4 separate regions of the Homo sapiens genome follow, and regions 1, 3 and 4 are each linked to region 2. Evidence: read pairs that join two places in POLR2A ChIA-PET (ENCODE). Cell type or tissue: PC-9. All regions are shown on one strand. Each heading gives the region's core, and the rest is flanking DNA. Links, peaks and the distances in the headings are about the cores only.

Region 1 (7,660 bases), core at 2,027-7,026, 690 kb after region 2:
GATTACAGGTGTGTGCCATCACGCTTGATTAATTTTTGTATTTTTTAGTAGAGACAGGGTTTTGCCATGTTGCCCAGGTTGGTCTCCAACTCGTAAGCTCAAGCGATCTGCCAAAGCGCTTCGGCTTCCCAAAGTGCTGGGATTACAGGCATGAGCCACAGCACCCAGCCTCTTCTTTAATGTTTATATAGTAATTTGTGTTAATAGATTTCCTTATCTTCCTGAGCTCAACGCTAACCTTGATCAAGGTGTATGATTACTCTTTTGATATGTTGCTGGATTCACCTGCTGAAAGACCTTGAGTCTGTGGAATCAACAATGTTCAGGGCTTTATTTTTTTGAGATAGGGCCTCACTGTCACCCAGACAGTGCCGAGATGATAGCTCACTGCAGCCTCCAACTCCTGGACCCAAGTGATCCTCCCACCTTAGCCTTTCAAGTAGCTAGGACTACAGATGTGTGCCACTATGCCCGGCTATTTTTTTTTTTTTTACTTTTTTTGAGACAGAGTTTCACTGTTGCCCAGGCTGGAGTGCAGTGGTGCGATCTCGGCTCATGGCAACCTCCACCTCCCAGGTTCAAGCAATTCTCCTGCCTTAGCCTCCCGAGTAGCTGGGATCACAGGTGCCTGCCACCACACCCAACCAATTTTTTGTATTTTTAGTAGAGACGGGGTTTCACCATGTTGGGCAGACTGGTCTCAAACTCCTGACCTCAGATGATCCACCCACCACGGCCTCCCAAAGTGCAGGGATTACAGGCATGAGCCACCATGCCCAGCCTAATTTTTAATTTTTTTTAGTAGAAACGAGGTCTCCCTATGTTGCCCAGGATGGTCTCAAACTACTGGCCTCAAACAATCCTCCCACCTCAGCCTCCCAAAATGCTGGGATTATAGGAATGAGGTACCGCACCCAGCCTGCTCAGGGCTTTTAAATTAAATTACAGGTCAGGCATGGTGGCTCACACCTGTAATCCCAGCACTTTGGGAGGCCGAGGTGGGCAGATCATGAGGTCAGGAGATCGAGACTATCCTGGCTAACATGGTGAAACCCCGTTTCTACTAAAAACACAAAAAATTAGCTGGGCGTGGTGGCGGGCACCTATAGTCCCAGCTACTTGGGAGGCTGAGGCAGGAGAATGGCATGAACCCGGGAGGCGGAGCTTGCAGTGAACCGAGATCGCGCCACTGCACTCCAGCCTGGGCGACAGAGCAAGACTCTGTCTCAAAAAAACAAAACAAATACAAAATTAGCCGGGCGTAGTGGCGCATGCCTGTAATCCCAGCTACTCGGGAGGCTGAAGCAGGAGAATCGCTTAAACCCAGGAGGCGGAGGTTGCGGTGAGTCAACGTCGTGCCATTGCACTCCAGCCTGGGCAACAAGAGTGAAACTCCATCTCAAAAAAAAAAAAATTAAATTACATTAATTTTTTTTTGAGACAGGGCCTTGCTCTGTCACCTAGGCTAGAATGCAGTGGTGCAATCTGGGCTCACTGCAGCCTCGATTTCCCAAGCTCAGGTGATTCTCCCATCTCAGCCTCCTGAGTAGCTGGGTCTACAGGGAGGGGCCACCACGCCCAGCTAATTTTTCATTTTTCTTTTTTCAAAATTATTATTATTATTTAGGGACAGGATTTATTTATTTTTATATATTTGCAACCAATTCTCACTCTGTTGCCCAAGCTGGAGTACAGTGGCATGATCTTAGCTCACTGTAACCTCCGCCTCCCGGCTTCAGGTGATTTTTGTGCCTCAGCTTCCCAAGTAGCTGGGACTACAGGCGTGAGCCACCATGCCCAGCTAATTTATGATTTTTTTGTTTGTTTTTTGTTTTTTTCTTTTTTTTTGTGAGACAGAGTTTCACTCTTGTTGCCCAGGCTGGAGAGCAATGGCACGATCTTGGCTCACTGCAAACTCCGCCTCCCGGGTTCAAGCGATTCTCCTGCCTCAGCTCCCCGAGTAGCTGGGATTACAGTCATGCGCCACGACACCCAGCTAATTTTGTATTTTTAGTGGAGATGGGGTTTCTCCATGTTGGTCAGTCTGGTCTCGAACTCCTGACCTCAGGAGATCCACCCACCTCGGCCTCCCAAAGTGCTGGGATTACAGGTGTGAGCCACTGCGCCCGGCAATTTATGTATTTTTTTTAGGGACAGGGTTTCATCATGTTGGCCAGGCTGGTTTCGAACTCCTGGGCTCAAGCAATCCTCCTACCTTGGCCTCCCAAATTTCTTGGATTACAGGCGTAAGCCATGGTGCCCAGCCTGTTCAGGGCTACTTTTATTTTTTTGAGCAGTATTTGGTCATCTGGGTACAGGCTGAGCAGGTAGATAGTTTGACAGGTCTAGAAGCGGGGTGTGGCACTGAGGCAAAAGTAGCAGTTTTGGGGAGAGAGCAAGGATGTTGCAGTGAGCCGAGATCGCGCCATTGCATTCCAGCCTGGGCAACAAGAGTGAAACATGGCTCTCGGTGGGATGGAGAGGGAAGAGAAAGTGGGGGGAGATGATACATGTGGAGCTATAGGACATTTGTCATGTTCAATGGGGTTGAAGAGCAGGTACAGCGAGGATAACTGGGGGAGTTGGAACCTGACAGGGTCTACTCAGAGAGTAGGATTCTGGATCCTTGAAAACTTCCTGATACAATATATCCTGTCTATCTCAGAGTCTCCAGCACCTACCACAATGCCTGGCACTTACTAGATGTTCAGTAGATCCTCAATGGATAAGTATTCCAGAGATGGAGTGCGGGTAATGACAAGATGCAGGATACGGGCCAGGCACAGTGGCTCACGCCTGTAATCCCAGCACTTTGGGAGGTCAAGGCAGGTGGATCATCTGAGGTCAGGAGTTTGAGACCAGCCTGGCCAACATGGTGAAATCCTGTCTCTACTAAAAATACAAAAATTAACTGGGTGTGATGGTGCATGCCTGTAATCCCAGCTACTCGGGAGGCTGAGGCAGGAGAATCACTTGAAACTGGGAGGCAGAGGTTGCAGTGAGCTGAGATCGCACCAATGCACTCCAGCCTGTGAAACAGAGCAAGACTCCATCTCAAAAAAAAAAAAAAAAAAAAAAAGATGCAGGGTGTGACCAGGGAAGTGGAGTGCCTGGACTGGAGGTGACAATGATGAAGTAATTAATTCATTTATCCAACAAGTATTTTGGGGCATCTACTACGTGGCAGGTACTAAGCTAAGCAGGTGGTGGTGAGATAGAGACTAAAACAGTCTAACTTTGTTCTCATGGTGCTTACAATCCACTGGAGAAAACCAATACTAAACTAACAATCATTCACGACTACATAATTATGACTGGAATCATTGCTTTGAAAGAAAAGCAAAGGATGTGAGGCTCAGTGTGGTGGCTCACACCTGTGAGCCCAGCACTTTGGGAGGCTGAGGTGGGAGGATCTCTTGAGCCCAGTTTGAGACCAGCCTGGGCAACATAGAGAGATCCTGTCTCTTAAAAAAATAATAATAATTTGACCAGGCACGGTGGCTCACACCTGTAATCCCAGCACTTTGGGAGGCCAAGGCAGGTGGATCTCCTGAGGACAGGAGTTCGAGACCAGCCTGGCCAACATGGTGAAACACTGTTTCACCCTTTTTAGGCTCTACTAAAAATACAAAAAAAATTAGCTGGGCATGTTGGCGGGCACCTATAATCCCAGCTACTTGGGAGGCTGAGGCAGGAGAATTGTTTGAACCTGGGAGGTGGAGGTTGCAGTGAGCCAAGATTGCGCCATTGCATTCCAGCTTGGGCAACAAGAGTGAAACTCCATGTCAAAAATAATAATAATAATAATAATAATAATTTTTTAAAAAAGAAAAATAAAAAATTAGCCCAGTATGGTGGTGCATGCCTAGAGTCCCGGCTATTCAGGAGGCTGAGGCAGGAGGATGGCTTGAGCTTAGGAGCTGAAGGTTGCAGTGAGCTATGGTCATGCCACTGCACTCCAGGCTGGGTGACAGAGTGAGACCCTATCTCCAAAAAAAGAAAAGAAAAGGGGCCGGGCGCCATGGCTCATACCTGTAATCCCAGCATTTTGGGAGGTGAAGGTGGGCTGATTGCCTGAGGCCAGGAGTTTGAGACCAGCCTAGCCGACATGCCGAAACCCTGTCTCTACTAAAAAAATACAAAACTAGCTGAGTGTGGTGGTAGGCGCCTGTGGTCCTAGCTACTCAGGAGGCTGAGGCAGGAGAATCACTTGTACCCAGGAGGCAGAGGTTGCAGTGAGCTGAGATTGCACGACTACACACCAGCCTGGGCGACAGAGCGAGACTCCGTCTCAAAAAAAAAAAGAAAGAAAGAAAGAAAAAAGAAAAGAAAAGTGTGTAAAGAAAGACTATAACCAGGATCCTGATTTAGATTGCAGTTCAGGGAAGGCTTCGTTGAGGAACTGACGAGTCTAAACTGCCAAGATGAGTAATTTGCCAGGCAAAGAGACTGTGGAAAAACATTCAGGCTGAGATTCACCATTTGCGAAGGGTCTGAAATGTGAAGATGGTGGCCTCTTGGAGGAAGGGAAAGATGGTCCATGTGGCCGGTGAGGTGGATGTAGCTCAGGCCCTAAAGGGCCTTACTGGCTACTTTAACTGTTTTGAATTGAATTTTCCTGCCTCATCCCTGAGTGATCCTCCCCACTCCCCTCCCCATAAGCACCTTATCTCACGCTTTTGATGTGTAGCTTTAAATACACATATGGGGCGGGTCGTCATGGTTCATGCCTGTAGTCCCAGCACTTTGGGAGGATCGCTTGAGGCCAGGAGTTCAAGACCAGCTTGGGAAACACAGCAAGACTTCTCGTCTACAAAAAATTTTTAAAAATCAGCGGTTGGTGGCGTACACCTGTAGTCCCAGCTGCTCAGGAGGCTGAGGCGGGAGGATGGCTTGAGCCCAGGAACCGGTGATTCCCCTGAGTACCTTGGTGTAAAGTGTCTCCATGAGGCCCACGTGGAGGATGGGGGAGATGAGGAGGGTCTGCTGCCTGCCCAGTTAGCTCTTTCGAAGGAAAGTGTTTGGGTGCTGTGTGTGTGTGTGTGTGTGTGTGTGTGTGTGTGTGTGTGTGTTGACGTCGGGAGGAACGAGGTTGGGGGAGAGAGTTTGGCTTGAGCCGGGAAGAACCTACAGGATGATGGGCAGGACCCCCAGCTATGGGAAGTCAGGTTTTAAGCAGAGTGAGGTCCTGAGAGTCTCCGGCGCCGCCCTGGTGGTGATGGGAGAAAATGGGTCCGCGGAGGGCCCTGCACTGCGGCTCGCGCCTGTAATGCCAGCACTTTGGGAGGCCGAGGCGGGCAGATCACCTGAGATCAGGAGTTTGAGACCAACCTGGTCAACATGGTGAAACCCGTCTCTACTAAAAATACAAAAATTAGCCGGGCGTGATGGCACGTGCCTGTAATCCCTGATACGAGGGAGGCCGAGGCAGGAAAATGGCTTGAACCAGGAAGGCGGAAGTTGCAGAGAGCCGAGATTGGTCCACTGCACTCCAGCCTGGGCGACAGAGCGACACTCCGTCTCAAAAAAAAAAAAAAAAAAAAAAAAAAAAGCGTCCGCGGGGAGCGCTCTTTTCCTAAACTCAGGAACCCCTCGCCGCCCCTGCCCCTGGCGACCCCACGTCTCTGGCATCCTTCCCTCTTCCCTCCCTCTCCTCCGGGCGCCCAGAAAAGTCCCCACCTCTCCCCGCTTAGGCAAACCAGCCTTCGGGAACGGGTGGCAGGCTCGGCCGGGATGGCCGCTCTGACTCAGGACATTCGCGCGGCGCTCTCCCGCCAGAAGCTGGACCACGTGTGGACCGACACGCACTACGTGGGGCTGCAATTCCCGGATCCGTGAGTGCGCGCGCGGGCGGGGGGCGCGCGGGGAGGGGGACGCGGCTCGGGGCGCTCACCAGCCCCGCTCCCCAGGGCTCACCCCAACACCCTGCACTGGGTCGATGAGGCCGGGAAGGTCGGAGAGCAGCTGCCGCTGGAGGACCCTGACGTCTACTGCCCCTACAGCGCCATCGGCAACGTCACGGTGAGCACCCCCTGCCCGCTCCTAGGATGGGGCGCGGCACGAGCCCTTTCCTGGGTCTCGAAGGAGGGACGCGGGGAGCGCGCCTCACCGTCCTCGTGTCCCCAGGGAGAGCTGGTGTACGCCCACTACGGGCGGCCCGAAGACCTGCAGGACCTGCGGGCCAGGGGCGTGGATCCAGTGGGCCGCCTGCTGCTGGTGCGCGTGGGGGTGATCAGCTTCGCCCAGAAGGTAAGTGTCCCTGGACAGAGGGAGGGCTTGAGCCCGGGAACCGGAGGGTCGGACTGCCAGTGAGAATCGTTCAGGGTGCTGTGAGAGGGAGACAGGAAAGAACCATGTGGCTGGATGGTAAGAAAATATAAGCTGGGCACGATGGTTCTCACCTGCAATCCCAGCACTTTAGGAGGCCAAGACAGGAGGATCGCTTGAGGCCAGGAATTCAAGGCAACACGGTGAGAACCCCCTCTCTACTAAAAAAAAAAAAAAAAAAAAAGGTTCTTTTTTTTTTTTTTTTAGTTAGCTGGGCTGGTGGCACATGCATGTGGTCCCAGCTACTCCGGAGGCTCCGGTGGGAGGATCGCTTGAGCCCAGGAGTGCCAGGCTGCAGTGAGCTATGATCGCGCCACTGCACTCCAGCCTGGGCAAGAGAGACTCTGTCTCAAAAAGAAAAAAAAAAAAAAGAGAGAGAAACAGAGAAGGGAGGGAGGGAGGGAGGAAGGAAGGAAGGAAAATGTTGGCTGGTCTGGGAATTGAATCAGAAGGAAAAAAGAAAATGTTGGCTGGGAACAAATTGGGTGTTGGGGGAAATCAGATGGGGAAGGGAACAGAAACATGGGGTACCCTGGAGCCCGGTGGGGTTTGAGGGCTGCCTAGGAGCTGCTGAGGTTGGGAAGACACAGGCCAGGTAGTGCCCCCACATCCTCTCCGTGGGATGGACAGTTGCAAGCAAAGGCCTTGCCATTTCCTGGTTTCTCCTGCCCTTATGAATCGGGTTTTTTTCTGGGAGGAGTCCTCTAGTCACCTTCCTCCCCAGGTGACCAATGCTCAGGACTTCGGGGCTCAAGGAGTGCTCATATACCCAGAGCCAGCGGACTTCTCCCAGGACCCACCCAAGCCAAGCCTGTCCAGCCAGCAGGCAGTGTATGGACATGTGAGTCTGGGGAGGCTGGTCGTGCTGTTCCCAGGTCCCGAGGCCACACCTTCTTGCTCAGAATAGGGCTGGCATGTTTTTCGTTTTTCCTGGAAGCCCAGCTCGCAGCTTTGCGTGGGCACCCCTTTCCCTGCAGGTGCACCTGGGAACTGGAGACCCCTACACACCTGGCTTCCCTTCCTTCAATCAAACCCAGTTCCCTCCAGTTGCATCATCAGGCCTTCCCAGCATCCCAGCCCAGCCCATCAGTGCAGACATTGCCTCCCGCCTGCTGAGGTGAGGGGAGTGTTGGGGACCAGAAGAGGAGGAAGCAGAGAGAGGAAGGCTGCAGCGAGGCCACAGGGTGATTGTGGGTGAACTAGAAAAAGGTGACTCTTGTTTAAGCCTGCAGTGAGCCATGACTACACCACTGCACTCCAGCCTGGGAGACAGAGAGACCCTGACCTTTTTTTTTTTTTGAGATGGAGTCTTGCTCTGTCTTCCAGGCTGGAG
Region 2 (7,660 bases), core at 1,419-6,418:
TTGAGACCGTGGAGGGTCAACTCAAAGACTTTATGGCTGGGGGTTATATTAAATCTTTTCAAAAATTTATAGAAGGGATTTGAAATATGTCAAACTTATTTCTTTAGGTTTTTTGCAAGAGAAAGATTTTATTGCATTGAATCACAGAAGGAGGAGAAAAATGACCGAGTTCACCCAGTTCTCACCCCCGCTAATGATCTATTGCTCACTTTACAATCAAAGCCTGGGTATTAAGCTGTCTGAAGTCAACCTCTTCTAATTAAAATGAAAGTCATAAAGCAAAAGTATTTCAATAATTTACAATAATCATCCCAAATGTATACAGCACATATATTGAAGAAATGTAACGCATTTCATATTTTTTATTTCTCTCACCTGGGCCAAAAACTAAAGGTTCTTGGCAAGATTAAGGGAACATTCATTAACTTAAATATTTATAGAGTAAATGAATATGTATGTGTTTCTATGTGTGTGTTATGAAGGGGAAGATGAAACTGACACTTCTTTTATCTTTTTTTTTTTTTCTTGAGATGGAGGCTTGCTCTGTTGCCCACGCTGGAGTGCAGTGGCACGATCACAGCTCACTGCAACCTCTGCCTCCCAGGTTCAAGCGATTCTCCTGCCTCAGCCTCCTGAGTAGCTGGGACTACAGGTGTGCACCACCACACCCGGCTAATTTTTGTATTTTTAGTAGAGACGGGATTTCACCATATTGGCCAGGCTGGTCTCGAACGCCTGACCTCAGGTGATCCACCCACCTCAGCCTCCCAAAGTGCTGGGATTACAGGCATGAGCCACCGCACCTGGCTTTATCTTACTTTTTTTGAGTCAGGGTCTCGTTCTGTTGCTGAGGCTACAGTGCAATGGCACGATCATGGCTCACTGCAGCCTCAAGCTTCTGGGCTCAAGCGATCCTCTCACCTCAGCCTCCCCAGTAGCTGGGACTACAGGCATTCCACCATACCTGGCTGAGTGTGTTTGTGTGTCTGTGTGTGTGTGTGTGTGTGTGTAGAGACAGGGTCTTTCTTATTGCCCAGGCTGGTCTCAAATGCCTGGTGTCAAGTGATCCTCCCACCTCAGTCTCCCAAAGTGCTGAGATTACATGCATGAGCCACTGCACTGGCCCAGAACCAACACTATTCAGCATCTGTGGTGTATCAGGCTTAGAGTTGTGATCAGTGGACCCAAACACCGATGAGACCCTTCAGTGAGGGCGTGTGTTGTTAAGATTTGTAGCACACAAACTACCTCCCAGTGCAATGAAGTAAACGCTGAGGTGAGGAAGCCTGGACTCTGGACCTGGCAAGAGGCACAACCATTACTGTACATAGAGGGGAAATGGCATCTTTACACATAGAAAGGAGAACCGGGCTGGGCGCGGCGGCTCACACTGTGATCCCAGCACTTTAGGAGGCCAAGGCGGGCGGATACCATGAGGTCAGGAGTTTGACACCAGCCTGGCCAACATGGTGAAGCCCTGTTGCTACTAAAAATACAAAAATTAGCCAGGCATGGTGGTATGCGCCTGTAATCCCAGCTACTCGGGAGGCTGAGGCAGGATAATCACTTGAACCGAGGAGGCAGAGGTTGCAGTGAGCCGAGATCTCGCCACTGCACTCCAGCATGGGCGACAGAGCAAGTCTCCATCTCAAAAAAAAAAAAAAACAGAAAAAAAGAAAAGAAAGGAGAACTGGAGCTGCTGAAAGCCCATGGTTCCCGCCTCCTCCCTGACATCAATTTAGGATACTCATCACTTCGCCTTACTGTAATAGCTCCATTTGCAAATGAAAATTAAACTGTACATGGGGGTGGGATCAGTGGCTCAGGCCTGTAATTCCGGCACTTTCAGAGGCTGAGGCGGGCAGATCAGAAAGGACTTGAGGTCAGGGGTTCAAGACCAACCCAGCCAACATGACAAAACCCCGTCTCTACTAAAAACACAAAAATTAGCTGCATGTGATGGCATGTGCCTGTAATCCCAGCTACTCAGGAGGCTGAGGCAGGAGAATCACTTGAACCCGGGAGGTGGAGTTTGCAGTGAGCCGAGATCACACCACTGCACTCCAGCCTGGGCGACAGAGCTAGACTCCATCTCAAAAAATAAAATAAATAAAATAAAATAAAAATAAAAATAATAATAAAAAAAAACCTGTGCATGGGAATGTGCATGGGAAAACACTTGACAAGCGGCACTCTGCAGGGTGGTCTCCCCATCTGGCCTAGAATCTACCAGGACGAAGGGACTGTGCAGAACCTCAAGTGATCCACCTGCCTCGGCCTCCCAAAGTGCTGGGATTACAGGCCTGGGCCACCGCGGCCAGCCAAGTAGTTCTTTTCAATACAAAGACTATGTAACTATGTTACCGAAGGTTAAAGATTTGATACGGGGTTGACTAGAAATTTTTGTCATTTCAGCCCTTTTATGGGCTAGCATATTTTGTACCGGCACTCTCGGCACATAGACATTTAATATCATGGCTTATCCAAAATTCTGACTTGACTCTGTATTTTCAGACTGACCTAACTGATTGAATTTAGCAGCAATGTTTCTAGACACCTGCACTGACTAAACGATTCCAGTCATCATCTCTTTGGTTTCTCCTAGGTCAGACGAATGATAGTGAGTGGTGAATCCTTTTACAGAAACCAGACTTTCACCTGATTTTTTCTGAGCTGTGCCACGGCAGTGATAAATCGGCTCCCAGGTGGACGGCCACAGTGATATCATGCCACAGTGATAAAGGAGTCAAGGCCTGGTTCCAAGGCCAGCTTGGCACTTGTATGGCCTGTCTGAGCTCTCGGGATTATTGGGAGAAACAAAGGTTTGGAAACGGCCATTCCGCCCCCTCCTGGAGTCTTGCTTTCCGCGTCTCTACCGAGACTGGTGGAACGGGCCTGCAGTCCCAGAATTTTGGGAGGTGGAGATGGGAGGATCATTTCAGCCCAGGAGTTCGAAAACAGCCTGGGCAACATAGCAAAACCCAGTCTTACAAATAAAAAAATTTTAAAAATTAGTCGGACGTGATGGCACATGCCTGTAGTGCCAGCTACTCGGGAGGCTGAGGCAGAAAGATCGTTTGAGCCCAAAAGTTGGAGGTTGCAGTGACCCGAGATCGCGCCACTGCGCTCCAGCCTGGGCGACAGAGTGAGACCCTGTCTCTAAAAGAAATACAGGCCAACCCTGCAGAACCGCGTCTGCAGCCCGGGCTTTGTGGCTTCTCTCCGACCCCCTCCCAGTCGCAGACGCGCCCGCTTTCCGCCCCGCGCGCCGGAAGTGGCCGAGTCCCGTCGGCCCTGCGGGCCTCTCTCCGTCGCCATGGAAACGAAAGCGGCCAAGTAGAGCTCCGTCCTGACGCGCCGCCTCCCGTGGGCTCCGGCCGGCTAAGCCGCGGCGGACAACTATGCTGAAAGCCAAGATCCTCTTCGTGGGGCCTTGCGAGGTAAGTCCTGGCCCGGCGCGGCAGAGGGAGCGGGGAGCAGGCCTCGGGGCCTGGGCGAGCGCAGGTCCCCACCCGTCTGATCTGCGGCTTGCTCCCGGAGGCGGGAACCCGGGCCCACCGCGCCCATCCCGACTGGCGCCCCTGCCCTTTCCGTGAACTCGGTGCTTTCAGACCTTGATTCCAACCACTGCCCGGAGGAGGTAGTGGAGGCGAGCCCGGTGTTAATGAGCCCCGAAGGCCCAAGGTACTGAGTGGCATCATTGGAACCATAGCCTAGGTTTCGTGACTCTTTCTTTTGCCCCCGGGATCCCCCTAATGAATGCGTCTGTGGGTCTGGACTTTTGTTTGAGACAGGTTGTCGCTGTGTCGTCCAGGCTGGAGTGCAGTGGTGTGATCATAGCTCACTGCAGCCTCGACTTCCCTGGGCTCAAGCAGTCCTCCTGCCTCAGCCTCCTGAGTACCTGGGACTACAGGCGTGCACCACCACGCCCGACTAAATTTGTTGTTTTTGTTTTGTTTTGTTTTTTTGAGACAGAGTCTCGCCCTGTCACCCAGGCTGGAGTGCAGTGGCATGATCTTGGCTCAGTGCAAACTCCGCCTCCCGGGTTCAAGCGATTCTCCTGCCTCAGCCTCCTGAGTAGCTGAGATTACAGGCCCACGCCATTACCCCTGGCTAATTTTTGTATTTTTTGTAGAGGTGTGTTTTCACCTTGTTGGCCAGGCTGGTCTCTGCTGACCTCAAGTGATCCGCCAGCCTCGGCCTCCCACAGTGCTGGGATTATAGGGATGAGCCACCGCGCCTGGCCTTAATTTGTTAATTATTTGTAGAGACAGGATCTTGCTATGTTGCCTAGCACCTAGGCTGGTCTCCAACTCTTGGGCTCAAACAGTCCTCCCGCCTCAGTCTCTCAAAGTTCTGGGATTACAGGCATGAGCCTTTGCTCGAGTCCTGGGCGTTTTACTATATGGTCCTGGAACCATTGGCTATTAATGTGTGTGTTGGGGGCGTGGTAGTGGGGATCACATCTACATGTATACTTCACATCATCCACAGAAATAAAGCTCAGATGGACTAAGGCTAAATGCGTTTAAAAAAAAAAAAAAAAAAAAAAGGCCGGGCGCGGTGGCTCACGCCTGTAATCCCAGCACTTTGGGAGGCCGAGGCAGGCATATCACAAGGTCAGGAGATCGAGACCATCCTGGCTAACACGGTGAAACCCCGTCTCTACTAAAAATACAAAAAATTAGCCGGGCGTGGTGGCGGGTGCCTGTAGTCCCAGCTACTCGGGAGGCTGAGGCGTGAACCCGGGAGGTGGAGCTTGCAGTGAGCCAAGTCTGCGCCACTGCACTCCAGCCTGGGAGACAGAGCGAGACTCCGTCTCAAAAACTAATAATAATTAAAAAAAAAAAACCCAGCCGGATGCGGAGGCTCACGCTTCTAATCCCAGCACTTTGGGAGGCCAATGCAGGTGGATCACCTGAGGTCAGGAGTTCGAGTCCAGCCTGAGTAACATGGTGAAACCCCATCTGTACTAAAAATACAAAAATTCGCTGGGCTTGGTGGTGCATGCCTGTAATCCCAGTGACTCGGGAGTCTGAGGCAGGAGAATTGCTTGAATCCGGGAGGCAGAGGTTGCAATAAGCCAAGATCGCGCCATTGCACTCCAGCCTGGGGAACAAGAGCGAAACTCCATCTAAAAAAAAAATAAAATAAAACCTGTAGAAGTCTTAGGCCAGGCACAGTGGCTAACACCTGCCAGCACTTTGGGAGGCTGAGGTGGGGAGACCACTTGAGCTCAAGCATTCAAGACCAGCCTGGGCAACATAGGGAAACCCCATCTCTACAAGCAATACAAAAATTAGCTGGGCATGGTGATGCACACCTGTAGTCCCAGGTGGCTCAGGAGGCTGAGGCAGGAGGATCACTGGAGCCCTACAGATCAAGGCTGCAGTGAGCTATGATCACATTGCTGTACTCCAGCCTGGGCAACCGAGCAAGACCTTGTCTCAAAAAAAAAAAAAAAAAAAAGCAATGTGTATTACTCATATAATCGAGATGGACAAACAGCTGCATGTGAGATTATGAGACAGCTAGCCACGAGTCCCCAGGCTGACTTTGATCCTCTCTGTGACCTAAAAGAACTCCTTGGCTGGGCACAGTGGCTCATCCCTATAAACCCAGCACTCTGGGAGGCCCAGGTGTGTGGATCACCTGAAGTCAGGAGTTCGAGACCAGCCCGAGTAACATGGTGAAACCCCAATTTCTACTACAGATACAAAAGTAAGCCGGGCGTGGTGGCAGGCGCCTGTAATCCCAACTACTCTGGAGGCTGAGGCAGGAGAATCGTTTGAACCCGGGGGTTGCAGTGAGCCTAGATCACAGCCTGGGCAACAAGAGTGAAACTCTGTCTCAAAAAATAAAAATAAAAACTCCTTAATCCCATGCTCCCTGGACCCCAGACCAGGCTGTGCCCACTGCACTAGAGCAAGACAGTGAGGTCGTAACCACCCCAGTGATCTCAGGGTGCCCATGACCTATACTGCACCACACCGGGTTCCAGGCCACCTCTTGGGGTCATTTTTTTGGTTTCCTTTTCTGCCTTTCAGCAAAGACCTTTATTTGCACTCATTTTCACAGAGTGGAAAAACTGTTTTGGCCAACTTTCTGACAGAATCTTCTGACATCACTGAATACAGCCCAACCCAAGGAGTGAGGTGAGCCCTGACAAATCTGTGTCCCAGAGTGTCCAACTGGCTCGGCAGGGAGGCTCATTCCTCTAATCCCAGTGCTCTGGGAGGTCAAAGCGGGAGGATCGCCTGAGGCCTGGGCAATATAGGGAGACCCCGTCTCAACTAAAAATAAAACATTAGCCAGGTGTGTTGGCATGTGTCTGTAGTCTCAGCTACATGTTAGGTTGAAGCAGAAGGATTGTTTGAGGCCAGGAGTTGGAGGCTGCAGTGAGCTATGATCGTGCCACTGCACTCCAGCCTGGGTGACAGAGTGAGACCCTGTCTCAAAACAAAATTAATAATAAAACAATTTTAAAAGACTGCCCAGCCATCACCCACTTCCTACTTTTGTTGCTGTTGGCATTCCAAAAGTGTAATGCAGCCTCATTATTGGTGCTGCTACTGTTCGTCTTTTTTTTTTGGGATGGAGTCTCGTCCTGTCGCTGAGGCTGGAGTGTGGTGGCACGATCTCAGCTCACTGCAATCTCCGCCTCCCAGGTTCAAGCGATTCTCCTGCCTTAGCCTCCCCAGTAGCTGAGATCACAGGTGCACACCATCATGCCCAGCTAATTCTTTTATTTTTAGTGTAGCAAGGGTTTCACCATGTTGGCCAGGCTGGTCTCGAACTCCTGACCTCAAGTGATCTGCCCGCCTTGGCCTCCCAGACTGCTGAGATTACAGGCGTGAGCCACTGCACCCAGCCTACTGCTCTTCTTTTTCCTTTTAGGATCCTAGAATTTGAGAACCCGCATGTTACCAGCAACAACAAAGGCACGGGCTGTGAATTCGAGCTATGGGACTGTGGTGGCGATGCTAAGTATGTTTCCTTTAAAGAAAGTCACTTCATCAAATGGTTTAAAAATCAGCTGCCCAAGCCAGGGGCGGTGGCTCACACCTGTAATTCCAGCACTTTGGGAGGCCAAGGTGGGTGGCTCACCTGAGGAGAAGAGTTCAAGAGCAGCCTGGCCAACATGGCGAAACTCCGTCTCTACTAAAAATACAAAAAATTAGCCAGGCTTGGTGGCAGGCACATGTAATCCCAGTTGGGAGGCTGAGGCAGGAGAACTGCTTGAACCTGGAGGCGGAGGTTGCAGTGAACCCTGGAGGTTCAAGCGGAGGTTGCTTGAACCCGGGAGGCAGAAGTTGCAGTGAGCTGAGATCGCACCATTGTACTCCAGCCTGGGCGACAGAGCTGGACTTCTAGCTCAAAAAACAAAACAAAACAAAAAAATCAGCTGCCCACCAGGCACCATGAAGTTGGGCCTAGTATGTTTCCTGGCACGTATGAGGAGCTTGATAAATGATTTGCTGACATGCATTGCTTTATACACTTTAGTGATTAGGTTATGATGCAGTTAGAAGTCATCAACCTTGGCCAGGCGCAGTGGCTGACGCCTGTAATCCCAGTACTTTGGGAGGCTGAGGCAGGCAGATCACCTCAGGTCAGGAGTTCAAGACCAGCCGGCCCAACATGATGAAACCTCATTTTA
Region 3 (7,660 bases), core at 1,282-6,281, 190 kb after region 2:
TTTCTTCAGAGTCATGCTCTATTGCCCAGGCTGGAGTGCAGCAGCGTGATCTCGGCTCACTGCAACCTCTGCCTCCTGGATTCAAGTGATTCTCCTGCCTCAGCCTCCCAAGTAGCTGGGACTACAGGCACATGCCACCACGCCTGCCTAATTTTTGTATTTTTAGTAGAGATAGGGTTTTGCCATGTTGCCCAGGCTGGTCTCGAATTCCTGACCTCAAGTGATCCACCTGCCTTGGTCCCCCAAAGCGCTGGGATTACAGGTGGGAGCCACCATGCCCAGCCTGATAAGCATGTTTCTTAAGTTTACTTCCCACTGTGGGAACAACTTGGGTTTTTCTTTAGGAGGCCTTTTCACAGTCAGGGAACTTAGGAGCCATCAGGCGAGGAAACAGGGTTCCATGGTCCCAAGCCCGTTTTCCAGGCTGAGAAACAGGTGGGGAGTGGGTGATGGCTGAGCACAGACAGAGCTGCTCTGTGCCGAGAGGGCTGCGGGGTCCTTTCCGGGTCTGGGGACCAGTTATCCTGAAGGGCGATGGAGGCGACACCCGTGGAGCCTCACCTGAGCCAGACTCACCTGTGGATGAGGAGGCCACCGTGCCACTCTCGTTCACCTCGATCTTCACTTTCTGCAGCGCCTGCGCGACGTGGAGAGGCTCTTGGTCTGAAACAGATGTGGATACAGGATTAGATCAGCTGCCGCTCTCAAGGAGAGGTTCCTTTTTCCTCTTAGGGGCCCCCGCAGTCCACTGGGGTGAGAAAATGCAAAGGAAAGTCTTCTTACCTGAAAGACTCGTGAAGTCAGCCTGAAACTGTCTGAACATGTCGGTCATTCCCAGGTTCTCTAGGGGCTTCCTGAGGTCGACTTCAGTCTCCAGGGAGAACCTGCAGATAGCAGCAAGAGGCTGCTCAAGCCGGGGTCCCCTCTGGCTGGCAGCTCCCACCTTTCCCCATCCCCTACCAGGTGTCCCCCGAATCAAGTGGCCAGAATAGGGACGGAGGTGAAGGTTGGAGAGGGAGGCCTGGTTCGTTCGTTCTTTCTTTCCTTTCTTTTTCTTTCTTTCTTTCTTTCTTTCTTTCTTTCTTTCTTTCTTTCTTTCTTTCTTTCTTTCTTTCTCTCTCTCTCTTTCTTTCTCTCTCTCTTCTTTCCTTTCCTTTCCTTCCTTCCTTCCTATTTTTCTTTTTTTTTTTTTGAAACAGATTCTTGCTCTGTCCCCCAGGCTGGAGTGCAGTGGCGTGATCTCGGCTCACTGCAGCCTCCACCTCCCAGGTTCATGTGATTCTCTGGCCTCAGCCTCCGGAGTAGCTGGGATCATAGGCGCTCGCTACCACGGCTGGCTAATTTTTGTATTTTTAATAGAGACAGGGTTTCACCATGTTGGCCAGGCTGGTCTCAAACTCCTGACCTCAAGTGATCCGCCCGCCTTGGCCTCCCCAAATGCTGAGATTACAGGCATGAGCCACCACACCCAGCCGGCCTGGTTCTTCTTCTAAAGCTGTTTACAAAGTCCCCCCTTAGAGCTGAAAATCCTAATATTCATGAACATTCTTCTGCAATCTCCCCACCCCCTCCCACCTATGACTAATTACTTTCCTCAAATAAGACAGTAGTTTCAGCATAATTTTATTCAGCCTGGCTGGGGTGGGGGAAGCTAAGGGCAAATTCTCCTGCAAGGATGTTGGAACAAAAATCTGTTCTGCAGATTGTGTTTCTGAGAGCTAACCCTGAAGAGGACTCAAGCAGGGGGCCTTTGTGCACTCTCTGCTTCTCACCAGGGCACAACTAATTACCTCCATTTTTATGAGCCAGAGAGAGAGGAGAAAAAAAAAAAAGAGGAAGAGAGAGGATGCAAGTGAGAGCACGCACCAGCTAACCAACTAAATTCTCCTCTTTCCCCAAGCCTGGCATTATAGCATCCGGAAATTTGGGATGAGCGTGGTGGGAGGCTTCCCTATAATTCTGGAGTTCCCCAGCTCCAGCCTTCTCCTTCTGCAGAAAGATTTCAAAAAATCTCTTTGCTTCCTTCTGCAGAAGGATTTCGAAAAATCTGCTTTCTTGGAACCCCAGCTAGAAGCTGCGCTTTGAGCTGCTCCGTCCTTGGAAGTGATTTCTTTTGTTTGGATGTTGACTTGAAAGGGTTGGGGATGGAAGTGCTGATGGGGCGACCCTAAGTAGATGTGGACTGATTGGGCCCCCACCTCCCTCATTTCTCTGACTCTCCTTTTGGGGGCTTTTGCTGGGTATTCTGGGGATAGTCAATGTGGGGGTGTGGTCAGGAAGAGCTGTCCCCTGCCCTCCAGCAGAAACAGGGGGAGGGATGATTGCAAGACTCATAATCAAACCCAGGCCACAGTTTCCCATCAGCCTCCCACACATGCATGTCCTGCAAGCATCACAGATCTGGGAAATTCAACCTGGGGGCGGTGACTTTAGGGAGCCAGGAGAGAGGGGTTGGTAGGTCGGGGAGATAGCGGGGTGGCTTACTTGGGCAGAACCAGGAGGCGGGGCAGCCTGGTCATGTTGCCTTTCCAGTGGCTGATGAGCTGGGCACTCAGAATGTTGGTGAGGGCAGAGAGAGGCACCTCTTTTTCATAAGGGGCAGCAATGAACATGCTGAGGGTGTCCCCGTGGTAGGGCAGTTCCAGGATGTCGTAGTAATGGCCATCGGGCGTGGTGAACTCAGCTGTGAAGACGACAAGATGGTTCGTTGGAAATGGCTCCAGCTCTCGCTGATGGCAACCCAGCACTGGGTTTTCACCTAGTTCTCCTGGCTTCTCCACTATTTCTGGAAGCCAGGCTCTCTCTCGCTCTTGGCTTTTGGGTATCCCCTGTTCACTGCTCCCCTATTCAGTATTTTAATTTCTATTTCCCTTCTCTTCTGCCAATTCAGTATCTTCTAATTTCTCTCTCTCTGTGTGTGTGCATGTGTGTGTGTGTGTGTGTGTGTGTAAGAGACAGGGTCTCACTGTCACACAGACTGGAGCGCAGTGGTGCAATCATAGCTCACTGCAGCCTCCGAATCCGGTTCAAATGTTCCTCCCGCCTCAGCTTCTGTATTTTGTTTGTTTGTTTGTTTGTTTGTTTTGAGAAGGAGTCTCACTCTGTCGCCCAGGCTGGAGTGCAATGGCATGATCTCGGCTCACTGCAACCTCCCCCTCCCGGGTTCAATAGATTCTCCCACCTCAGCCTCCTGAGTAGCTGGAATTACAGGCACCTGCTATCATGCCCAGCTAATTTTTGTATTTTTATACAGATGGGGTTTCACCATGTTGGCCAGGCTGGTCTTGAACTCCTGACCTCAGGTCATCCACCCGCCTTGACCTCCCAAAGTGCTGGGAATACAGGCGTGAGCCACCGTGCCTGGCCTCACCTCAGCTTCTTGAGTAGACTACAGATGCATGTCACCAAGCCTGGCTAATTAAAAAAAATTTTTTTTTTGTAGAGGCAGGGTCTTGCTATGCTGCCCAGACTGGTATTCAACTTCTGGCCTCAAGCAATCCCCCTTCTCAGCCTCCCAAAGTGCTGGGATTATAGGCGTGAGTCGCCGCGCCAGGCCTTCTCTGTCTCTTTTGGCCTTCCTTCACTTCCATTTTCCCCACACCCAGCCACCAGTTCATCCCAGTCCTCATCCTTTTTTTTTTTTTTTTTTTTTTGAATGGAATTTCACTCTTTTGCCCAGGCTGGGGTGAAGTGGCTCAATTTCGTTCGGCTCACTGCAACCTCCACCTCCCGGGCTCAAGTGATTCTCCTGCCTCAGCCTCCCGAGTAGCTGGGATTACAGGCGCCTGCCACCACACCTGGCTAATTTTTGCATTTTTAGTAGAGACAGGGTTTCACCATGTTGGCCAGGCTGGTCTCAAACTCCTGACCTCAAACTCCTGATCCACCTGCCTTGGCCTCCCAAAGTGCTGGGATTACAGGCGTGAGCCACAGCACCTGGAGTCCTCATCCTCTTAACCTCAACTCCCCCAGCAGGATTTCTCATCCCCAGGTAATCACACTAGCAACACACGAAGATGAGACCCTGGAGTCAGGTGGACAAATGTGGCCCTGAGGGAATCTCTGGATTTCAGCTTCTTCATCCTTCATGGGATAAACCTCCTGTCTTCTGTTCCCATTATCCTGATGTCTCCTGCTTGGGAAATCTTTGTCAAAGCTGGAGTATATTCTAGGGTCTCTCCTCCCTTAAAGGGGAGCATTCCCTGTGGTCTTCCTCCCTCAGAGGGTGACATTTTGGGTATTCCTTGGGAGACCCCAGGAATGAGATGCAGTTGCTGTGGGCTGTGGGGAAGGGGCTCTTGGACTTACTATAGTTGAACTTGTTGGTCTGAGCCATCATGGGCACAGAGACAGTGCTGCCGTCTGATTTGTGGAAGAGGCGGCGGTGGGTGCTGGAGTCGGGGAAGGGAGTCTTCCACTGGCCGTTGAAGTAGAGGGCATTCACCAGCACCAGCCGTGTCAGCTGGTCCACGGCTCCTTTCCCAAGCAAGTTGCTGATCATACCTATGGGAAAATCAATGATCAGGAAGATCAGGAAGTTAGACGATTTTGTTGTTGTTGTTGTTGTTGTTTTGAGATGGAGTCTCACTCTATTGCCAGGCTGGAGTGCAGTGGCGCGATCTCGGCTCGCTGCAACCTCTGTCTCCGGGGTTCAAGCAATTCTCCTGCCTCAGCCTCCCGAATAGCTGGGATTACAGGCGCCTGCCACCATGCCTGGCTAATTTTTGTATTTTTAGTAGAGACGGGGTTTCACCATGTTGGTCAGGCTCGTCTCAAACTCCTGACCTTTTGATCCACCTGCCTTAGCCTCCCAAAGTGCTGGGATTACAGGTGTGAGCCACCATGCCCGGCTGAAGTTAGACAAAGTTTTTAAGCCTTTTAGATGTTTCCCGGAGTCCCCAGTCCTCAATTGGATGTATGTCAAAGGGCTGCAGTCAGGGGTTTAAATGAACCCGTCTAGTTCCTTTTTTTGGAGACAAAGTCTTGCTCTGTCACCCAGGCTGGAGTGCAGTGGCATGATCTCAGCTCACTGCAGCCTCTGCCTCCCGGGTTCAAGTGATTCTTTGAACCTCATCCTCCCGAGCAGCTGGGATTATAGGCATGCGCCAACACACCTGGCTAATTTTTTGTATTTTTGACAGAGACAGGGTTTCACCATGTTGGCCAGGCTGGTCTCGAACTCCTGTGCTCAGGCAATCTGCCCGCCTTGGCCTCTCAAAGTGCTAGGATTAGAGGCGTGAGCCACCGTGCCCAGCCTAAGATTTGGTTCTTAAAGCATCCAGCCCTTTGTCCATAGAGAAGAGAATGCTGAAAAGGAGCATTTTTTAGGATATGTGGATTTGGTTTTTGTTTGTTTTTTAGAGATGAGGTCTTGTTCTGTGACCCAGGCTGGAGTGTGGTGGTGCAAACATAGCTCACTGCAGCCTTGAACTGCTGGACTCAAGTGATCCTCCCACCTCAGCCTCCCAAGTAGCTGGGACTACAGGTGTGCACCACCATGCCCGGCTGGTTTTTAAATTTTTTGAAGAGATGAGGTCTTGTTATGTTGGCCAGGCTGGTCTCAAACTCCAGGCCTCAAGCCTTCCTCTCGCCTAGACCTCCCAAAGTGTTGGGCTGGGATTACAGGTGTGAACTACTGCACCCAACTGGGATATGTGGATTTATTTCCAAATTCCCTTTCTCTTGAGGCCCAGGAAATGGGTTTCCTTTCCCTGCCTGCTCACCTTTTGTGTGTGTCTTCACCCAGTCATTGATGATGAATCTGGCTCTCTCCACCTCTGAAAAGTCCACTTGCTTGACCGTGCTCCGGAACAGCCTGAAGAAGTGGGGCATGAAGCCCTGGACCAGCTTCAGATCCCGCTGGACGAAGATCGCGTCTGTGGTGCTGATCTCATCCTTGTTCCATGGCCCCATGAGCTCCTTGTACAGATGCCGGAGGGCGGGGGCCATGCCCTTGTCTGCACCGGGACAGAGAGGAGAGGACATGTGAGGCTTATGCTGAATTGAGGGTTCCCAGCCGAGCCCACTTCCCCCACAAGGGGCTCCACTCTGATGGATGGGGGCTACCGTGCTTTCCCAGGGCTCTCTGGAGGGAGATTTCATTCCAGGATGAAATCTCTTTTCTGTATCTCCTTCCTTTCTTCAAAAGTCTCAGATCCCAACCCTTTCTTTGGGCTAGAATATTTTTCTCTGTTCTTAAATTATGAACCCTAAATATTTTCTTCCTGTTTTTTTTTTTTTTTTTTTTTTGAGTTGGAGTTTTGCTCTTGTCTCCCAGGCTGGAGTGCAATGGCGCGATGTCAGCTTACTGCAACCTCTGCCTCCTGGATGAACCCTAAATATTTTCTTTCTTCTTCTTTTTCTTTTTTTTTTTTTTTCAGACAGGGCTTCCCTTTGTTGCCCAGGCTGAAGTGCAGTGGTACAATCATAGCTCACTGCAGCCTCCAGCTCCTGGGCTCAAGCCATCCTCCCACCTCAGCCTCCTGAGTAGTTGGGACTACAGGTATGTGTCACCACATCTGGCTAATTTGTAAATTTTTTTGTAGAGGCAGGGGTCTCCCTGTTGCTCAGTCTTGTCTCGAACTTCTGGCCTCAAGTGATCCTCCTGCCTCAATCTTCCAAAGTGCTGAAATTACAGTCATAAGCCACCTTGCCTGGCCTTAGTTTTTTTTTTCTTTTCCTTTCTTTCTTTGTTTCTTTGTTTCTTTCTTTCTTTCTCTCTCTCTCTTTCTTTCTTTCTTCTTCTTTCTTTCTCTCTCTTCTCTCTCTCTCTCTCTTTCTTTTCTTTTTTTTGACAGGTCTCACTCTGTCACCCAGGCTGGAGTGCAATGGTGTGATCTCAGCTCACTGCCACCTCCACCTCCCGGGTTAAAGTGATTCTTGTGTCTCAGCTTCCTGAGTAGCTGGGATTACAGGTGCACCACCTCATCAGACTAATTTTTATATTTTTATTAGAGACGGGGTTTCACCGTATTGCCCAGGCTGGCCTTGAACTCCTAGCCTTGGGTGATCCTCCTGCCTCAAACTCCGAAAGTGCTGAGATTACAGGCATGAGGCACTGTGCCTGGCCTTAGATTTTTTTCCTATAGTGATGGCTATGCTAAGTATTTCACAAGTGTAATTCCATGAATTCTTTTATTTTTTTTTTTTGAGACGGAGTCTCTCTCTGTCGCCCAGGCTGGAGTGCAGTGGCACGATCTCAGCTCACTGCAAGCTCTGCCTCCTGGGTTCATGCCATTCTCCTGCCTCAGCCTCCCGAGTAGCTGGGACTACAGGCGCCTGCCACCACGCCTGGCTAATTTTTTTTGTATTTTTAGTAGAGATGGAGTTTCACTGTGTTAGCCAGGATGGTCTTGATCTCCTGACCTCATGATCCGCCCGCCTTGGCCTCCCAAAGTGCTGGGATTACAGGCGTTTGAGCCACCGCGCCCGGCTCATGAATTCTTTAGGACAGCAAATAATCCTCATTTTGTAGATGGGCAAACTTAACGAGGTTAAGATCACACGGTGGTGAATAAGCGGTAAATCTACTGGTCAGACACCCTTGGAGATTCAAGGGTCCAGTGACTTGGAGTGTAGTGGGAAGAAGATGGGGTGGCCCCTGCAGCACAGCTGTATGGGGCTTGGCTCGGCTAAGCCAGAGCCAGCCTTTCCTTGGCTT
Region 4 (7,660 bases), core at 1,233-6,232, 390 kb after region 2:
CACTGTGGTGAAACCCTGTCTCTGCTAAAAATACAAAAATTAGCCTGGTGTGGTGGCAGGCGCCTGTAATCCCAGCTGCTCGGGAGGCTGAGGCAGGAGAATCACTTGAACCCGGGAGGTGGAGGTTGCAGTAAGCCCGGATCGTGCCACTGCACTTTAGCCTGGGTGACAGAGTGAGACCCTGTCTTGAAAGAAAGAAAAAAAGAGAGAAAGAGAGAAAGAGAGAGAGAAAGAAAGAGAGAAAGAACAGAAAAAAAGAAAGAAAGAAAGAAAGAAGAAAGAGAAAAAGAAAATTAGTTCTTCAGTTGCATTATCCATATTTTAAGAGTACAATGCCACATATGGCTGCTGTCTGCCATATTGGATCATTAGAGATAGAACATTGTCTTCATCGGAACAGGGTCTATGGCCGGAGCTGGGTTATAGCATGTCACACACATTTCTAAACACCTTCTTTGGCTCTCTGGTAAACAACCTCTGAAGTTTACAAGCACCTCTCGGCCTGTTACAGTAACAGCCTACAAACAAATTAAAAATTGTGAAGCCCAGGTTGTCCAGACCAGCAGTCCCCAAACTTTTTGGCACCAAGGACTGGTTTCATGGAAGACAATTGTTCCATGGACCAGGAGGGTCGAGGGGGACGGGTTTGGGATGGTTCAAGCACATTACATTCATTGTGCACTTTATTTCTATTATTATTATTATTGTTATTTGAGATGGAGTGTCACTCTGTCACCCAGGCTAGAGTGCAGTGGCACGATCTCGGCTCACTGCAACCTCCATCTCCCGGGTTCAAGAGATTCTCCTGCCTCAACCTCCCAAGTAGCTGGAATTGTAGGTGCCCACCACCACCCCCAGCTAATTTTTGTATTTTTTGTAGAGACAGTGTTTCACCATGTTGGCCAGGGCAGTCTCAAACTCCTGACCTCAGGTGATCTGCCCACCTCCACCTCCCAAAGTGCTGGGATTACAGTCGTGAGCCACCACACCCAGCCTATTTCTATTATTATGTCGTAATATATAATGAAATAATTATGCAACTTACCATAATGTAGAATCAGTGGGAGCCCTGAGTTTGCCTTCCTGTAATTAGATGGTCACAACAGGGGAGTGATGAGAGACAGTGACAGATCATCAGGCATTAGATTTTTCATAAGGAGCACACAACCTAGGTCACTCATGCACAGTTCACAATAGAGTTGGCACTCCTATGAGAATCTAATGCCACAGCTGATCTGACAGGAGGCGGAGCTCAGGCAGTAATAATAGTGTTGAGGAGCCACTGTAAATATAGATGAAGCTTCACTCGCTCACCCATCGTTCACCTCCTGCTCTGAAACCTGGTTTCTAACAGACCACAGACCCGGTCTCCTGAATATTCTTCCATTCTGAGAGAACAAGTAGCTTCTCAATCAGCAACCCAAAGCGATCACTTCACCAATGCTGACAGCCTACACTCAAGGGAAACATGCTAGACACCCCCATAGTTCTCATGTAAAATTCTATTATTGTCAAGTTTTAAACAACCTATTTCTTTTTTTTTCTTTTTTCTGAGATGGAGTTTCGCTATGTCTCCCAAGCCGGCATGCAGTGGCGTGACCTTGGCTCACTGCAACATCCACCTCCTAGGTTCAAGCAATTTCCCTGCCTCAGCCTCCCGAGTAGCTGGGAATACACGCGTGCACCACCATGCCCAGCTAATTTTTATGTTTTCAGTAGAGACAGGGTTTTGCCATGTTGGCCAGGCTGGTCTCAAACTGCTGACCTCAAGTGATCCACCTGCCTCAGCCTCCCAAAGTGCTGGGATTACAGGGGTGTGCCACCACACCTAGCAACCCATTTCTTTGGACTCCAAATTTGCTGATTTAATTTCTAGAAACTGAAAAATCCAGCGTGAGGTCACGGGACTGCATGTGTTTCCATGGGCGTTCTGGTGCAAAAAATAGAATAGTAAAATAAAATAAAATAAACGATCAAACAAGAAAAACCTCAGATTGTGAAAATGCAGAGAGAGAGAGGGGTACAGTATTCTAAACTAAAGCATCATTTGGGAGAAACTTTCTAGATAATGTTGAAGATTGGACAATTCCTAGGTGCCATCCTGTTTGAATCTAATCATCATGAAATTGCCTTTGGAGATTGTCTATAAAAAGAAACCCTGTTTGTTTTGTTTTTGTTTTTGTGAGACAGAGTCTCACTCTGTCACCCAGGCTGGAGTGCAGTGGCTTCATCTTGGCTCACTGCAACCTCAGTCTCCCAGGTTCAAGCCATTCTCCTGCCTCAGCCTCCTGAGTAGCTGGGATCAGAGGCCCATGCCACCATGCCAAGCTAATTTTGTATTTTTAGTAGAGGTGGGGTTTCACCATGTTGGTCAGGCTGGTCTAGAACTCCCGAGGTTTCCCCATGTTGGCCAGGTTAGTCTTATTCTCCTGACCTCAAATGATCCACCCGCCTCAGCCTCCCAAAGTGCTGGGATTACAGGAGTAAGCCCCCCAGCCAGGAAACCCTGTTTTGACAGCAAGGTTAATGGAGTTCTGTGGACTGGCTCCTGATGGGCAGGCCGAATAGCAGCAGGGCTGTGAATACCTCGGCAGTGGCTTTCATGGGTGAGTGGGACCATCTGATGGGCTGGGCAGGGCTCCCTGGATGGGTGGGGTTTCTTGGATGGCTGTGGCTTGCTGGCAGGTGGGGCTTCTTGGGTGGGCAGGGCTTCTTGAGTGGGTGTGGTTTCCTGGATGGGGCGTGGCTTCACGGGTGGGTGCAGTCTTACCACAGGGCCAGACCCCTAGGTAGGGGGAGGTAGAAATCCTCCTAGCCAGGTAGCTGGTACAGAAGCAGATGGTTGGTGGGGAAAGGAGTGGGGAAGGGACAGTTAATCTGGTAACTAAGAGCCTCTGGCCACAGTAACTCCAGAGTTGGACCACAGACACTATATTTGCTGCAAGGAGGGAGGATGGTACCAGAAGACACTGGAGTTGGGAGGACCAACCCCCAGGACCCTAACCCACTGTGCCCAGGTGGGAAACTGGTAACCTGGCCAAGGAGAGTGGTTTGGAGACCCCACTGAAACCGCCTTTGCAAAAATTATGACAGAGGCCGGGTGCAGTGGCTCACACCTGTAATCCCAGCACTTTGGGAGGCCAAGGTAGGTGGAGTGCTTGAGGTCAGGAGTTCGAGACCAGCCTGGCCAACATGGCAAAACCCGTCTCTACTAAAACTTAGCCGGACATGGTGGCAGGTGCCTGTAATCCCAGCTACTCAGGAGGCTGAGACAGGAGAATCACTCGAATCTGGGAGGTAGAGGTTGCAGTGAGCCGAGATCACCCCACTGTACTCCAGCCTGGGTGACAGAGTAGGACTCTGTCTTTAAAAAAAAAGAAAAAAGAAATTATGACAGTGAGTAAGACCCGACACAGGAAAATGATGGCAGTAAAATAATGTAATCTAGCTGACTTCTTCTTGCTTCTAGCCTCTAAACTGTCCTTGTTCATTCCTGGGCATAGGCTAGGTTAACTTGGGGAGGAATTTAATTTATGGTTTAAACTTAAAGCAAGGATGATAATAGCCCTTCCCAAAACTACCACCTGTTTGTTCTGGGACCAAACTGCCTTTGTAAAACTAATGACAACTCACAAGATTAGGATTATGGGGGTGTCTGAACTCTGCTAAAATGAAGCTAAAAGTTCAGCCATTGAGCTGGGTGCGGTGGCTCACGCCTGTAATCCCAGCACTTTCGAAGGCCGCGGGGGGAGGGGGGATGCGGATCATGAGGTCAGGAGTTCGAGACCAGCCTGGCCAACGTGGTGAAACCCCGTCTCTACTAAAAATACAAAAAAATTAGCCGGGTAGATGGTGAGCCTCTACCTCCCAGATTCAAGTGATTCTCCTGCCTCAGCCTCCCAAGTAGCTGGGACTACAGGCATGCACCACCAACCCCGGCTAATTTTTTTGTATTTTAGTAGAGACGGGGTTTCACCACGTTGGCCAGGCTGGTCTCAAACTCCTGACCTCATGATCTGCCTGCCTCGGCCTCCCAAAGTGCTGGGATTACAGGTGTGAATCACCGCACCCGGCCTCTTGAAAGTATTTTTACTAGGTATAGAATTCTAAGTTGACAGTTTTTTTTTTTTTCAGCACATGAATAAGATTCCATTGTCTTCCGGCTTCAAGGTTGCTATACAGAAGACTGAGCTTAATCTGTCAGGCCTTTAATTTTTTTTCTCTTGCTGCTTTAAGACTTTCTGTTTCGTTAATATTCTGAAGCTTCACCAGGATGTTTCTGGGCATGGATTTCTTTGTATTTATCATGCTTGGGATTCCTTGGCTTCTCAAAGCTGATAAGGTCTCTTCTCAGTTTGGGAAACTTGCCAGCCATTCTCTCTTCACATATTTTCTCTTCCCCCGTTAACTCTTTTCTCCAGGAACTGCAATTAAATAGAGGTTAACCCTTCCCTTTCTATTCTTCATGTGTTTTTAACTACTCTTCCGTATTTTCTGTCTCATAGCTGCTCATGAAGCATGTGGTGAGTTTCTTCTGTTCTCTCAGTTTACAGATTCTCTCTTCAGCTCTGTCTAATCTGCCACTAAAACCTCCTAATAAGTTTGTTTGTTTTTTTTTTTTTTTTTTTGAGATGGAGTCTCTCTCTGTCACCCAGGCTGGAGTGCAGTGGCACGATCTCGGCTCACTGCAACCTCCGCCTCCCGGGTTCACACCATTCTCCTGCCTCAGGCTCCTGAGTAGCTCGGACTACAGGCGCCTACCACTGCCACCACACCCAGCTAATTTTCCTTCGTACTTTCTTAGCAGAGATGGGGTTTCACTGTGTCAACCAGGATGGTCTTGATCTCCTGACCTCATGCTAATAAGTTTTTCAATAAACAAATCTACATTTTAATAAGTTATTGGATACACACATGTATTTATTACTGAAAATGGAAATAACATATCAAAATATCCTCCTTTCGCTATTCAAGTTTGTTGGGTTCTTTTGTTTGTTTTTTGAGACTGAGTCTCATTCTTTTGCCCAGGCTGGAGTGCAGTGGTGCCATCTCAGCTAACTGCAACCTCCACCTCCCAGGTTTAAGTGATTGTCCTGCCTCATCCTCCTGAGTAGCTGGGATTACAGGCATGCACCACCATGCCTGGCCAATTTTTGTATTTTTAGTAGAGACTAAAAATAGTTTCACCATGTTGGCCAGGCTGGTCTCAAACTCCTGACCTCAAGTGATCCGCCCGTCTTGGCCTCCAAAAGTGCTAAGATTGCAGGCATGAGCCACTGCACCCAGCCTCAATATTCAAGTTTTTTTAAAGGTAAAGACACATCTAGCTACATGTACCCTTCTCTAATGTTATGCTTTATCCAAACTACCCAATGTAAACTCATTTTATATATTCCTTCCACATAAATTTCTTTACTTCAAGTGTTTGATGTTAGGTCTGCTCTCATCTCATTGACTTCAGGATTCTAAACCATACATGTAATCCATGAGAACTTGTACTACCTGGAGCCAAATCAAAAACTAGAACTGAGATACCAAAGCATCAAATTACAAAGAGGGACAAAGGGAAAAAAAAAAATTTACGTAGTCAAAATCATATTTTGAGTTATTAAAAATTATTGGATTTTTGCTGGGCACAATGGCTCACGCCTGTAATCCCAGCACTTTGGGAGGCCGAGGTGGGCAGATCCTGAGGTCGGGAGTTTGAGACTAGCCTGGCTAACATGGTGAAACTCCATCTCTACTAAAAATACAAAATTAGCCAGGCGTGGTGGCATGTGCCTGTAATCCCAGCTGGTCAGGAGGCTGAGGCAGAAGAATCACTTGAACCTGGAAGGCAGAGGTTGCAGTGAGCCGGGATTGTACCACTGCACTCCAGCCTGCGTGGCAGAGTGAGACTCATCTCCAAACAATAACAATAAAAATAAAAATTATTGGATTTATGCTTTCACTTAGAGTAAAAAAGCCACAAGAGGCTGGGCATGGTGACTGACACCTGTAATCCCAGCATTTTGAGAAGCCAAGGCAGGAGGATCGTTTGAGGCCAGGAGCTCAAGACCAGCCTGGGCAGCCTAGCAAGGCCCCCATCTCTACAAAAAGTGCAATAAAATTAATACATAAAATAAATCCACAAGAGACTATCACTCCTACCATAAAAAGAAGAAAAAGCTGGGTAATCTATAGGTTTTGGCATTTCTTGAGCCCATCAGAAATTTAGGCTTCAAGGCAACCAGGTGAACTGAGGTCCAAAGAGTGACCGCACCCTCTCAGGAGAGACAGGACACATGAAAAGTTCCACCTTTGTCAGAGCACAGGAGGAAGAAGTGGCCACCAAAAAAGCAGGTGATAGGAAAACAACATTTTAATGAATTCTCAGAGGCCAGGAGTGGGCCAGCATGACAACTTAGAATCCCCCTGGGTGCATCAGGATCTAGCAGACCCCAAGTTCACTCGCAATCTCTTTTCCACCTCTTGGTGCTCATGAGAAAGATTGGAGGTACAATGAGACAAGAAAGAGGCTCCCTCAGTGGTTCTCAGGCATGAACCCCCTCCTACCTCCCAGAACCTTGTCTCACAAGAAGCAGAAGGACTTAAGCCTCAGGGGAAGGGGCAGGAATCCTTCCCATCCCCTGAGGACAGGCAAAGGTTCACTCCTGGTGGAAGTAAGGGTACAAGTAAGGCCATGTATTTCTGGGGGAGGGATAGGACCAGCCCCTCATTACATGGTGAGGGAGGGTTGAAGCAAAATCTGCCCCCTTGGGAGGGGCAGGAAATCTCCTGGCTAAATCACAAGCTTTGCACCTGTAAACCAAAAAGAAAATTCTAAGCCCCCCAACCTACTGAGCGGACTCCTTCTCGCCAAGGGCATTCCAAAGTAAACCTGCAAAACTAGTTCAGGCCATGATGGGAAGGAGTGTTGGACATGCCTCATTCTGCCCTCATCTCTTTGGAATTCAGGCACAACTGACCAGCATTAACATCAACACAGAGATCTTAAGGCTGACAAAACAGACTCTTTGTAGCAATAAGATACCAAATTCCAACCTGACTGAAGTACAGCATCACATGACAGATAGCAGGTCCTGAAAGAAACAGAAGTATTTTACCCCAAAATAAATTTTTCTTTGACATATTTTGAAACAGCCCTGCAAATCTGTCTCTTGTAGGGAAAATCTACACTGTGTAGAGAGTCCCCTTCCCTTTCCAGGTCTTCTCCTGATTCAGGAGAGATATAACTAAGAGTCTGGCACCTTTTTAAGTCTGATGAGAAACACTTACCATCTATTCTCTCTGAAGCCTGCTACCTGGAGGCTTCATCTGCATAACAAGAACCTTGGTCTTGGCTCATGCCTGTAATCCCAGCACTTTGGGAGGCCGAGGTGGGCAGATCACAAGGTCAGGAGATCCAGACCATCCTGGCTAACATGGAAAAACCCTGTCTCTACTAAAAATACAAAAAATTAGCCAGGTGTGGTGGTGTGCACCTGTAGTCCCAGCTACTCGGGAGGCTGAAGCAGGAGAATCACTTGAACCCGGGAGGTGGAGGTTGCGGTGAACCAAGATTGCGCCACTGTACTCCAGCCTGGGCAACAGAGCGAGACTCTGTCAAAAAAAAACAGGTGGTCTCCACAACCCCTTATCTTTTTAAAAAATGTTTATT

Evidence for each region. Peaks named below come from ENCODE experiments on the same cell type or tissue, not always from the same donor. Only the 100,000 strongest peaks of a DNase experiment are listed, where the experiment ranks them.
Region 1: POLR2A ChIA-PET joins it to region 2 with 9 read pairs; 1 of 35 experiments calls an interaction of 5 or more read pairs at or near these places.
Region 3: POLR2A ChIA-PET joins it to region 2 with 7 read pairs; 6 of 35 experiments call an interaction of 5 or more read pairs at or near these places.
Region 4: POLR2A ChIA-PET joins it to region 2 with 9 read pairs; 1 of 35 experiments calls an interaction of 5 or more read pairs at or near these places.

The regions. Positions count from the first base shown.
Region 1 is chr7:100,631,590-100,639,249 of GRCh38, reverse strand. It overlaps TFR2 (transferrin receptor 2), which reads left to right. Exons shown (of 18, transcript NM_003227.4): 4 at 5,694-5,834; 5 at 5,910-6,021; 6 at 6,127-6,249; 7 at 7,052-7,168; 8 at 7,305-7,444. It overlaps LOC124901709 (a long non-coding RNA gene), which reads right to left. Exons shown (of 3, transcript XR_007060454.1): 3 at 6,148-6,327. Among named protein-coding and RNA genes, the nearest start is that of TFR2, 6.1 kb to the left of the region's middle. RefSeq lists a silencer at 5,838-5,897 and an enhancer at 6,278-6,397. In PC-9, for the core only: CTCF peaks have their summits at 4,979, 5,193 and 6,106; no DNase peak of the experiment used is centred there; H3K4me3 peaks cover 1,310 bases.
Region 2 is chr7:101,317,451-101,325,110 of GRCh38, reverse strand. IFT22 (intraflagellar transport 22) reads left to right here and starts at 3,299. Exons shown (of 5, transcript NM_022777.4): 1 at 3,299-3,440; 2 at 6,079-6,155; 3 at 6,898-6,987. The coding sequence starts at 3,402. RefSeq lists a silencer at 3,457-3,576. In PC-9, for the core only: CTCF peaks have their summits at 2,663 and 2,869 (motif pointing left); a DNase peak (open chromatin) is centred at 3,320; H3K4me3 peaks cover 2,032 bases.
Region 3 is chr7:101,128,718-101,136,377 of GRCh38, reverse strand. It overlaps SERPINE1 (serpin family E member 1), which reads right to left. Exons shown (of 9, transcript NM_000602.5): 3 at 5,724-5,957; 4 at 4,309-4,503; 5 at 2,485-2,683; 6 at 784-884; 7 at 577-663. Among named protein-coding and RNA genes, the nearest start is that of SERPINE1, 5.4 kb to the right of the region's middle. RefSeq lists enhancers at 555-1,056, 7,279-7,660. In PC-9, for the core only: no CTCF peak of the experiment used is centred there; no DNase peak of the experiment used is centred there.
Region 4 is chr7:100,928,934-100,936,593 of GRCh38, reverse strand. No RefSeq gene overlaps it. Among named protein-coding and RNA genes, the nearest start is that of MUC3A, 17 kb to the left of the region's middle. RefSeq lists enhancers at 2,682-3,183, 7,199-7,660. In PC-9, for the core only: no CTCF peak of the experiment used is centred there; a DNase peak (open chromatin) is centred at 4,253; H3K27ac peaks cover 59 bases.